2 separate regions of the Homo sapiens genome follow, and region 1 is linked to region 2. Evidence: chromatin loops called from intact Hi-C (ENCODE). Cell type or tissue: ovary. All regions are shown on one strand. Each heading gives the region's core, and the rest is flanking DNA. Links, peaks and the distances in the headings are about the cores only. Region 1 has its middle 10 kb from the start of PSMF1. Region 2 has its middle 17 kb from the start of FAM110A.

Region 1 (5,376 bases), core at 253-5,252, 290 kb before region 2:
TCGAACTCCTGGCCTCAAGTGATTCACCTGCCTTGGCCTCCCAAAGTGTTGGGATTACAGGCGTAAGCCACCATGCCTGGCCAAAAACATAATTTATAGATTGTACAACTCCCCCTTTTTAGTGTATAACTCTGAGTTTTGACAAATGCACACAGTCTTATAACCACCGTATTCTCTAGGTATTTCCAGAAAGAAAGGATTTTTAAAAATTCATCTCTATTGAGATAATTTACATACAATAAAATCACCCGTTTTAGTTGTATACTTCATGAGTTTTGCCTAATGTATAGACCAGCGTAACCACCATGACCAAGATATAGCATGTTTACATGACTCCAAAAAATTTCCTCATGTGCCTTGGCAGTTAATCTCTCCAGCCTCTAGCTGAGGTGTGTTAGTCCATTTTGCATTGCTATAAAGGAATACCTGGGACTGGGTAATTTCTAAAGAAAGGCACTGCAGGCTGTCTAGCATGACACCAGTATCTGCTTGGCTTCTGGTGAGGCCTAGGAAGCTTTCAATCATGGTGGAAGGCAAAGGGGAAGCATGCATGTCATATGGAGAAAGAGAAGGGGAGGGAGCAAGGAAGAGGTGCCAGGATCCTTTAAATAACCAGCTCTCACATGAACTAATAGAGTGAGAACTCACTCATTACCATGGGGAGGACACCAAGCCATTCATGAGGAATCTACCCCCATGACCCAAACACCTCCCCCTATGCCCGCTTCTAGCATTGGAGGTCACATTTCAGCAGGAGATTTGGAGGGGACAAAACATCCAAATCATATCACCAGGCAACCACTGATCTGTGTTTTTTGCATCTATATTTTTGGTATCTAATTTTGCCTCTCTTAAAAGTTCATATAAATGAAATGTATACAATGCCCCAGGAAGCAGATGTCAAGATGGAGTTAGCAGTGTTAGAGGTTTATTGGGGATAAGTCACAAAAGGAAAAGGGGAGTGGGAACAGGAGTATGTGGGGAGAACCTTCAGGCCTTTCTGCTGATCTGGCTCCTACAAAAGAAGAGAAGGAAGGAATAAGGATTAGTGAGAAAGTCTCAGCCAGCCCAACGGAGAACTCCAGCACCAAGAAATATCATAGAGAGTTCCCTGTTGGATTGAAATGGCCAGGCCTTAGTGCTGTCTCTGCTCGGTGGGCTGCCCGTAAAGAGCATGGCTTCAGCATGATCCCAGTGGTCCTATGGCCGGAGGACGTTAGCAAACTGCACTCCTCACAGCTGTGTGGCAATTATTTTCTTGAAGGTTTGGCACCCCTCCATAGTTGACACATAAAATAATACCCCTTCATGCCTTTTTTCACTCATCATCATGTCCAAACTTCATCCATGTTGTGTGTATCAGTACCTTCCTTTTTATTGAGTAATATTGTGTTGTATGGATGTGCCAGTTTGTCCAGTCCCTTATTGATGGGCATTTGGGTTGTTTCCAGCTTGGGATGGTGATGAGTAATGCTGCTGTAGACATACATGGACAGGTCTTGGTATGGCCTTATGATTTCACTGGTCTTGGATAAATTCCTAGGTGTAGAATTGCTGGATCTTATGGTAGAGTATATGTTTATAGGAAACTGCCAAATGTGTTCCCAAAATGGTCATACCATTTTCCACACCTGCCAACAATGAATGAGAGCCCTGGTTGCTTGACATCCAGCAGAAGGGGATTTAATGGGAAAAATATGATGCTTACTGAACCAGTGGATGGATTGGAATGTAAAGATTGGGGAAAGCTGCCACCAGCTTTCAGAAAGTCTGGACATTGCAGGAGCTTCAGAAAACCACCAGCAGTGATCACAGCTGCCTCCCATCCTGGGGCAGTCTGTGTGTATGTAGGGTGGTGGGGGGACCTGCAGAGGCTGCTGCCAAACTGAAACCTAAAACTCAAGATTCTGCCACTGCTGTTGGAGAAGCAATAATGTGCCCCTGCCTCTGCCTCCCAGTGGCTGGATCTAACTTGGAACCCAGCTGGCAAGTCATTCTGAAAAATGCACTTGTTAGGTTTCAGGCCTCTGAAATACTAAGGGAAGGCATAAAAGGTGTGAGTGTGAGTGTGTGTGTGTGGTGGGGGTCGGGGGGTAGTACTGGGGCTTTGACAAATTGCTCAATGTATATTGTCTCATTTAATTCCCAGAACAACACTTTAAGGTAGAAACTATTATTATCTTCGCTTTAAAAATGAGAAAAATAAGGGAGAAGTTGTGCCATTGTCCTAAGCAGCAGGGTCAGGATTTGAGCCAGGCGGTCAGCCTGCTTGCCTCCTCATCACAGTGCCATGCCTCCAACAGCATCACTAAGGGCTTGCGGGATTCTGAGCTCTGAGTTTCAAGATCTACACAGGAAAAGCCAAGAGTCATGACGAGGACCATTTTTCAGACCTCAGGGGCAGAAAAGGCTGGGAATAGAAAAAAGGGTCAAGGGTCCAGGCTGGGAACAGAGAAACGATCTAGGCATGGGAAGCTCCTCCAACCACAGGGACACATGAAGAGTCTCTGCAGAGACAAGGGAGGCCACAAGAGGGCACCCTGGCCCACCCAAATGTCCACAGATGGCAGCCACGCAGGGAGAGGCACACTCTCCTCCATCCTGACTTCATTCCACCAGGAGGTTCAGGGGAGCCCTAGACCAGAGCCCCCCCAGCAGGCTCTGTCCACACTGCAATCAGCCTTCACACCTGGAAATACCTGATTTTAGCTCTGGGGATCGTTGCCTTCAGGGAGAGACGGTCCCCAGAGAACCCAAGTCCTTGGAGGCACAGAGGGTCGGTTTCTGAGGCCACTCTCTTTCCTGTACCCCCTACTTCTCTTTGTCTCCATCCTTTCACAGACTTGGGCCTGATCCTTGCCTTGCCCCCATGCCACCCATGTCCAGCTCCAACTCCAAAGTTCCATCAGGCACTTGCCCACCTTGGTCAGGCAGGTGGGAGGGGTGACCAGTATTACCTTGAAAGGCTAGAAGCTCTGCCTGATGCTCCCCAAACCAGAACATCAGCTTCATGAGCACAGGGATTTGTGTCTGTTTGGTTCACTGCTATAGTCCTGGCACCTAGAACAGAGCCTGGCATACATAGTAGGTGCCCAATAAATATGTGATGAGTGAATAAATACATTAGCAGGTGCATAGTGTAGAAAAGTGTCTAGGCCTTGGAGTCAGGGAACCTGGGTTTACATCTCGGCCTCTTTGCTTACTCACTGTGCAACTTTGGGGAAATGGCTTATCAAATTGTCAAATAGGGGTTATAGTGGTGTCTCCCCAAGGGCTGTTGGGAGAATTTCTGAACATGATGTCAATAAAATGCCTCCCACAGTACCTGGCTCATGATAAGGGCCCCTAAGAGGTGGCTCATTATTTGAGATAATGAGGCCTTGGAAAACAGCACCTATTTATTGAGGATTTACTATGTGTCTGGCACTTGGCTCATGTTATCTAATTCAATTTTCATAACAACTTTTAAATGAGAAGTTAAGTAGCTCAGAGAACTTAAGCAACTTTTCCAGGGTCACACAGCTGAGAAGAACAAACTTGGGTTTAAGTCCAAGTCTTGAACCCTGCAGCATGCAAGTTTGCAAGTCAGACTTCCTGGGCTCAAATCCCGGCTTTTTCACTTACAAGCAGTATGACCCTGGGCAATTTTCTTAGGTGGAGAGCTAGGAAGGGACAGAAAGAGACCACCACCTAGGCCTGAACTGTTCTTTAGGATTTGCAGGAGTCAAAGACACCACCAACGGTACTAACAGTACTGCTGCAGTCTCACTCCCTGGAGATTGTGCAACCTGCCAAGGCCCCTGGAACCTGCTGTTTAATCACAGCATTACCTGGCCCCCATCAAGCACCAGACTGTTTCCAAATGTATTCTTTGTACTCTACCTGGAGCTGAATTCACAATCTGGTCAAGCAGTCAGGACACACACACATACACACACACACACAGCTTGGCTTTCCCGTGTAGACTTGGGCAAGTTGCTTTGCCTCTTTGAGCCTTAATTTGCACATTTGTAAGCTAAGGGGTGATAGGTAGCACCCTGAATGAGGATTACCTACAAAATGGAAGGGCGCCCTGAGTGCTGGAGGTGAGCAAGGAGGAATGGGAGGGTTTGTTTCCAGGACTACTTCAGTAAGAATCAGGCGTTGATTTCTAGGCTCTGTTAAAAGATAATTTTCAGAAAAAGGTTAAAACCGTGACTCTCTTACAGCTATAAAAATGAACCCATACTAAAGATTTTAGTTTACTTGTTAAACAATGAGGGGGCAAGACAGATGTTATAACTCATTCAAAAGAAAAGTACAAATGTATATAGAGTAAAATAAATAGACAGATGTTACAACTGGGTCAAAGGACAAGTCAAAAAAGCACAAATTTATATGGAATAAAGGAATTGAATTATAATTGGAGGCAGAGTTAATTTTTCCACAAAGGGGATGGAAGTCAGTTCCATCAGACAAGACAAAGTTTGTATGTCTATCAGTTATCTGCAATTTATAAAGTGCAAAATATTAAGCTCAGAGACAACGAACAGAGCTAGAATCATACATTCCCCAGAAGGGTGTGCTGTAGTTTTCTCTATAGCCCTTTTTGGCCTGGAGATTCAAGGCTTCTCATCCAGCATCTTCTCATCTCATCTGTAAAATGGAGTGACTAATTGTAATACTCCCTGGTTGCGTGAAGATGCAATGAGCTGGTAGAGTAGAATACTTCACAGACAGTGAAGTCTTGGTTCCCTAATCAAAGGTTATAACAATGTCTCTTACACTGTATTGTGAGGAGGATGAAATGGGCAACACACACAAACAACCCTGACCCATGCCCTCACTCAGTGTGCGTTGACACCTTGTAAGAATAGTTCTGACCACTTCGAAAATCAGCACAAACTGGGTTAAAACCCAGGCCTCTCTGGTGTCGCAAGCCATATGATTTTGTTGAACACGAGATTTTGTTGAGCACCTCCTCTCCTGGTGGGGCCTCAGTCTGCCCATCTTTCCAGGAGTGCTCGGTCAGCCGAACTCCTGAGTGACATCATCTCCTATTCCCTGCACTGTGTGAGGCACTTCACAGCTGCCAAGCTGTCCAGGACAGAGCAACTCTGGGAATGGCCTGGCAGGCAGGTGGCATGGATGTGGTAGGTCAGGGTGACTGGCTGGCAGGGATGTGGCAGGGATAAAGTCCAGCCTCCAGCCCATCCAGAACTGTCATAGTTTCCATCTTGCTCACATGGCCTGGTGGAAAAAGGCTGGCCCCAGCTGGACTTTAGCAAGAGAAAAGGAAAAGATGTTTCCCAACTGCTGGGTCAGGTCTTAAGTTGGCCAGGATGAGAAGGACAGGGCAGAGTCCAGCTTCATCTGAATCTGTGTCTTCTCCCCGCC
Region 2 (5,376 bases), core at 167-5,166:
AGGCGGGCGGATCACGAGGTCGGGAGATCGAGACCGTCCTGGCTAACACGGTGAAACCCCGTCTCTATTGAAAATAAAAATAAAAAAAGATACTAGCCGGGCGTGGTGGCGGCGCCTGTGGTCCCAGGCCCGGGAATGGCGTGAACCCGGGAGGCGGAGCTTGCAGGGAGCCGAGATCGCGCCACTGCACTTCGCCCGGGCGACAGAGCGGGACTCCGTCTCAAAAAAAAAAAAAAAAGAAAATCAGTCAGAAACTGGTGGGGCACGGTGGCTGACGCCTGTAATCCCAGCACTTTGGGAGGCCAAGGCGGGCGGATCAAGAGTTCAAGACCAGCCTGACCAACATGGAGAAACCCCGTCTCTACTAAAAATACAAAATTAGCCGGGCATGGTGGCACATGGCTGTAATCCCAGCTACTCAGGAGGCTGAGGCAGGAGAGTCGCTTGAACCCGGGAGGCGGAGGTTGCGGTGAGCCGAGATTGCGCCATTGCGCTCCAGCCTGGGCAACAGGAGCGAAACTACGTGTCAAAAAAAAAAAAAAAATCTGAAACTACGCCCCACCCCTCACTCATTCTACAGATGAGGCTATTGTGACTCACCTAGAATTAAGCTCTGGTCTCCTCCACCACTGCCCCTGCCGGCCTCCCAGCAATTGTTTTCCACAGCTGCACAACACCCTCTGGAAGGATGCTGCCATGCTGCCTGGCTTGCGCCTACCTCAGGCTTCGGCACTCCTGACACCCCAGAGTAGCCCCTACCCTCCCTCCCTAGCTGGGTGGGAAAACTATGCCCCATCCTGGGCTGGACTTTCCATCCGCTGCACCCCTGGATTCCTATCCTAAAGTCTGGCATCCATTTGCCATCCACACACCTGGAAGCTGCTCACCTGCCCAGTTTCTCCCGCTTGGGTAAAGGGACTATTCCTGGATCTGTATCATGTGCAGATGGCCCCAGCCTCCCCCCATCTCCAACCCCCAGCATGCCTTAGGCTGTCATTATTCTTCTCACGGGACAGGGCCAAGAAGAGGAAAGGAGGTCCCAGGTGTGGTCTGAGCAGAGCAGAGGGGGCTGTCACCTCCCTTGAGCTGCACGTAAGACTTCTATTGATGCAACACAAGATAGCATTTAATTTTTGTTGTTGTTATTGTTCCTTTTTTTTTCTCTTTTCCTTTTTTTTTTTTCTTTGAGCCGGAGTCTTGCTCTGTTGCCCAGGCTGGAGTGCAATGGCGCAGTCTAGGCTCACTGCAACCTCTGCCTCCCAAGTTCAAGCGATTCTCCTGCCTCAGCCTCCTGAGTAGTTGGAACTGCAGGCACGTGCCACCACACTCTGCTAATTTTTGTCTTTTTAGTAGAGGCAGGGTTTCACCGTTTTGGCCAGGCTGGTCTCAAACCCCTGACCTCGTGATCCTCCTGCCTCAGCCTCCCAAAGTGCTGGGATTACAGGTGTGAGCCACCGCTCCCAGCCTTTTTTTTTTTTTTTTTTTTTTCATTTTTTAAAGTAATTTTTAATTTGTGGTTATATAATAGCAGGGTTACAGATTCCTGGAAAGTTAAAATGTTTCAGTTTAGTCTAAAGTCCCCTTTGGGGGCCCGGTGCAGTGACTCACGCCTGTAATCCCAGCACTTTGGGAGGCCGCAGCAGGCAGATCACCTGAGGTCAGGAGTTTGAGACCAGCCTGGCCAACATGGTGAAACCGAAACCCTGTCTCTACTAAAATAAAATACAAAAATTAGCTAGGCGTGGTGGCGGGTGCCTGTAATCCCAGCTACCTGGGAGGCTGAGGCAGGAGAATCACTTGAACCTGGGAGACAGAGGTTGCAGTGAGCTGAGACTCTGTCTCAAAAAAAAAAAAGAAAATTAAAGTCCCCTTTGATCACTCCTCATTTTCCTTTTTGTCCCCTGCCCCTCTCTACACACACAATAACAAAAGTAACCACTGTTGTCAATTCGACATTTACCTTTCCAGATTTTCCCTGTAGATGTGTATGTGGTAAATACACACTCCCCAAACTAATATGTAGAATTTATGGGAGGCTGAGGCGGGCAGATCACGAGGTCAGGAGTTCGAGACCAGCCTGACCAACATGGTGAAACCCCGTCTCTACCACAAATACAAAAATTAGCTGGGTGTGGTGTCACACGCCTGTAATCCCAGATACTCAGGAGGCTGAGGCAGGAGAATTGCTTGAACCTGGGAGCCGGAGGTTGCAGTGAGCCGAGAACGTGCCACTGCACTTCAGCCTGGGCGACAGACTGAGACTCCGTCACACACAAACACACACACACACACACACACACACACGCACAAAGGAATTTATTTGTGGAGATTTTTTTTTTCACATAAATGGGATTATACTGTACATATTTATCCTGGAAATTCCTTTTCTTATTTTTTTTTTTTAGATAGAGTTTCCCCTGTCAGCCTCCCAAAGTACTTGGGATTACTTGACCTCGCCAAGTTTTGGGATTACAGGCGTAAGCCACTTCACCTGGCCTATCCTGAAATTTATTTTTCCCCTCTGTTCTGGGCTTTTGGGCTCAACTGTGGGCATAAGGGGGTTTTGGCTTTGCTGGGATCTGCATCAATGCTGCAGGCTCTTAGGGGAGCTAAACGGTCCTTACCTGGCGTGGAGGCCCCCTCAGAAGGCCCTCTCTCTGCCTTCTTCTCCCACATGTCCTTTTACCCACTCCCCTTTCTTCCATCTCCCACCTTTTTCTCACCCTAGCATTAAGGCCCCACACAAGCCATTGGTGAAAAGGTCGTTAAGTCACCAGATGCTTTTTTTAAAAGGTTTGTCTCCAGAATGTGGGCTCCCTGCGCCTCCTGGTGGCTCCTTTGAGTAACTGCAGCGGCACTGTCAGCCCCTAATCCATTCATTCATCCTTCAATCCCTCCACCCATCAATGCCTTCACCAAGCACTGCCCACCTACTGACTACCGCGTGAACCCTCTCTGTGCGAGCCCTGGGAGAAAAGACACGGAATGGAATATCTCTGCCCTGGACACTCTCCCGCTAGAATGTGAGCTCCACCGTGACCTGCCAGAAGAGTCTACAAGTTGGAGGGAGCAGCACTTTGTGCTGAAACCCATGGTCCAGGCACAGCTCCTTTGGAAGGCAATTGGGTGATCTCTCTCAAGTTCACTGCCGGGAATTAATTCTGCAGATATTCTGTCCATGGGCAAAATGACAGACTGACAGAATGTTTATTGCAGTATTGTTTTTGTTTGTTTTTTGAGACAGATTTTTGCTCTTGCCCAGTTGGAGTGCAATGGCGAAATCTAGGCTCACTGCAACCTCTGCCTCCTGGGTTCAATAGATTCTCCTGCCTCAGCCTCCCAAGTAGCTGGGTTTACAGGAGTGCGCCTCCACGCTAGGCTAATTTTAGATTTCTAGTCGAGACCAGGTTTCACCATGTTAGCCAGGCTGGTCTCGAACTCCTGACCTCAAGTGATCCACCCATCTTGGCCTCCCAAAATGCTGGGATTACAGGCGTGAGCCACCGCACCCGGCCTGCGGTATTGTTCTTGATGGCACATGGTAAGCACCTAGTAATGGCAGTGGGCGACATTTGTCCTGGTGCATCTGGATAATGGAACACCATGCGCTAGCGGAAGGAGCCCCACCTGCCCTGCAGGTTCACCTCTGACCTCGCCTTTCCCTCACTCTACTCCAGCTATCCTGCTCTCAGAGCCAGCACCAGAGACAGCTTGCCACCTTTAGGTCTTGCCAGTCATCCTCCTGTGATCCACTCCTCCTCAGAGGGGCTCTACTGGCTGCCCCCACCCTGCACCTGTCCCCACTCGGTCCTCCCTCCACTCCAGGTCCCTCTCACTTTTTTCCTACAGAAAGCATCTTATAACATACTAAACCATGTATTTATTTATTTGTTGTATTTATTATCTATTGTCTATCTCCTTACACTAGAATGTCATCTCTCCAATGGAAAGGACTTTGTTTATTTTGTTCAGTTTTATATCCCAAGCACTTCTCATAGTGCCTGACATAGAGCTGACGATAAATATCTGTTGAACAAAGGAATGAATTCAAATGAATGAGTGAAGCCAATGAATGAGTGTCTCAATGTACAGAACACAGAAAGATCTGTAAGACATATAAGAGGAGAAAGGAAGCTGCAAAGTGATGTGTGTGGTGTGCTCCCCTGCATAAATAACATGGGTGGAATGCTGTTCTGTAAACCTAAGGCCGGGCTCAGTAGCTCACGCATGTAATTCCAGAACTTTGGGAGGCCAAGGCAGGCAGATTGCTTGAGCTCAGGAGTTCAGGATCAGCCTGAGCAACATGGCAAAACCCCATCTGCACTAAAAATATAAAAATAGTAGCCCAGCGTGGTGGTGCACATCTGTGGTCCCAACTACTCAGGAGGCTGAGGTGGCAGGATCACTTGACTCTGGGAGGCAGAGGTTGCAGTGAGCTAACATCGTGCCACTGCACTCCAGCCTGGGCAAGAGGTGACAATGAGACCCTGTCTCAAAAATAAATAAATAAATAAATAAATAAATAAAAATAAACTTATAATCGCTCAAAAAAATAAAGTATATTAAATAAATAGCAACAGGCCGGGCACGGTGGCTCACGCCTGTAATCCCAGCACTTTGGGAGGCCAAGGCGGGTGGATCACCTGAGGTCAGGAGTTTGAGACCAGCCTGACCAACATGGTGAAACCCCATTTCTACTAAAACCACAAAAATTAGCTGGGCATGGTAGTGCACACCTGTAATCCCAGCTACTCGGGAGGCTGAGACAGGAGAATCACTTGAACCCAGGAGGCAGAGGTTGTGGTGAGCCGAGATCGCGCCATTACACTCCCGCCTGGGTGACAAGAACAAAACTCCATCTCAAAATAAAAATAAAAATAAAACAAACAAATAAACAACAACAAAGTTTATAAACATTTCTGGAGATTACAAGGAAGGGAGAAATACATTGGTTTGGGGTTCATTCATTGATGTATGCAACAAGCATTTCTTAGGCTCCCAATATATACTGTTTGTATTAGATAAAGATATAAGGATAGGTTTCTTTGGAAAAGGTGGCATTTGAGACTGGCTTTGAAATATGGATCAGATCCTGCCAGAAAGAGACAGGCAGAAAGGATATTCTAATGGAAGGATCAGTATGGAAATTTTGGTGGCTCAGACGTACTACAAATACTTACAGAATTATTACCAGAAAGGGGTACCAAACCAGACCCCAAGACAGGGTTTCTGGACCTCACACAAGAAGGAATTTGGGGTGAATCCATAGAGTAAAGTGAAAGCAAGTTTATTTAAGAAAGTAAAGGAATAAAATAATGGCTACTCCATAGGCAGGGCAGTGGCATGGGCTGCTCAGCTGAACATACTTATAGTTAC

The links. A loop is a pair of places that touch in the nucleus more often than their neighbours do. Peaks named below come from ENCODE experiments on the same cell type or tissue, not always from the same donor. Only the 100,000 strongest peaks of a DNase experiment are listed, where the experiment ranks them.
Region 1: it touches region 2 in a loop (4-fold over the local background); 60 of 110 quality-filtered maps call a loop at or near these places.

The regions. Positions count from the first base shown.
Region 1 is chr20:1,105,780-1,111,155 of GRCh38, reverse strand. No RefSeq gene overlaps it. Among named protein-coding and RNA genes, the nearest start is that of PSMF1, 10 kb to the left of the region's middle. RefSeq lists an enhancer at 2,441-2,490. In ovary, for the core only: no CTCF peak of the experiment used is centred there; a DNase peak (open chromatin) is centred at 2,542.
Region 2 is chr20:813,657-819,032 of GRCh38, reverse strand. No RefSeq gene overlaps it. Among named protein-coding and RNA genes, the nearest start is that of FAM110A, 17 kb to the left of the region's middle. RefSeq lists a silencer at 1,274-1,450. In ovary, for the core only: a CTCF peak has its summit at 2,838 (motif pointing left); a DNase peak (open chromatin) is centred at 2,832.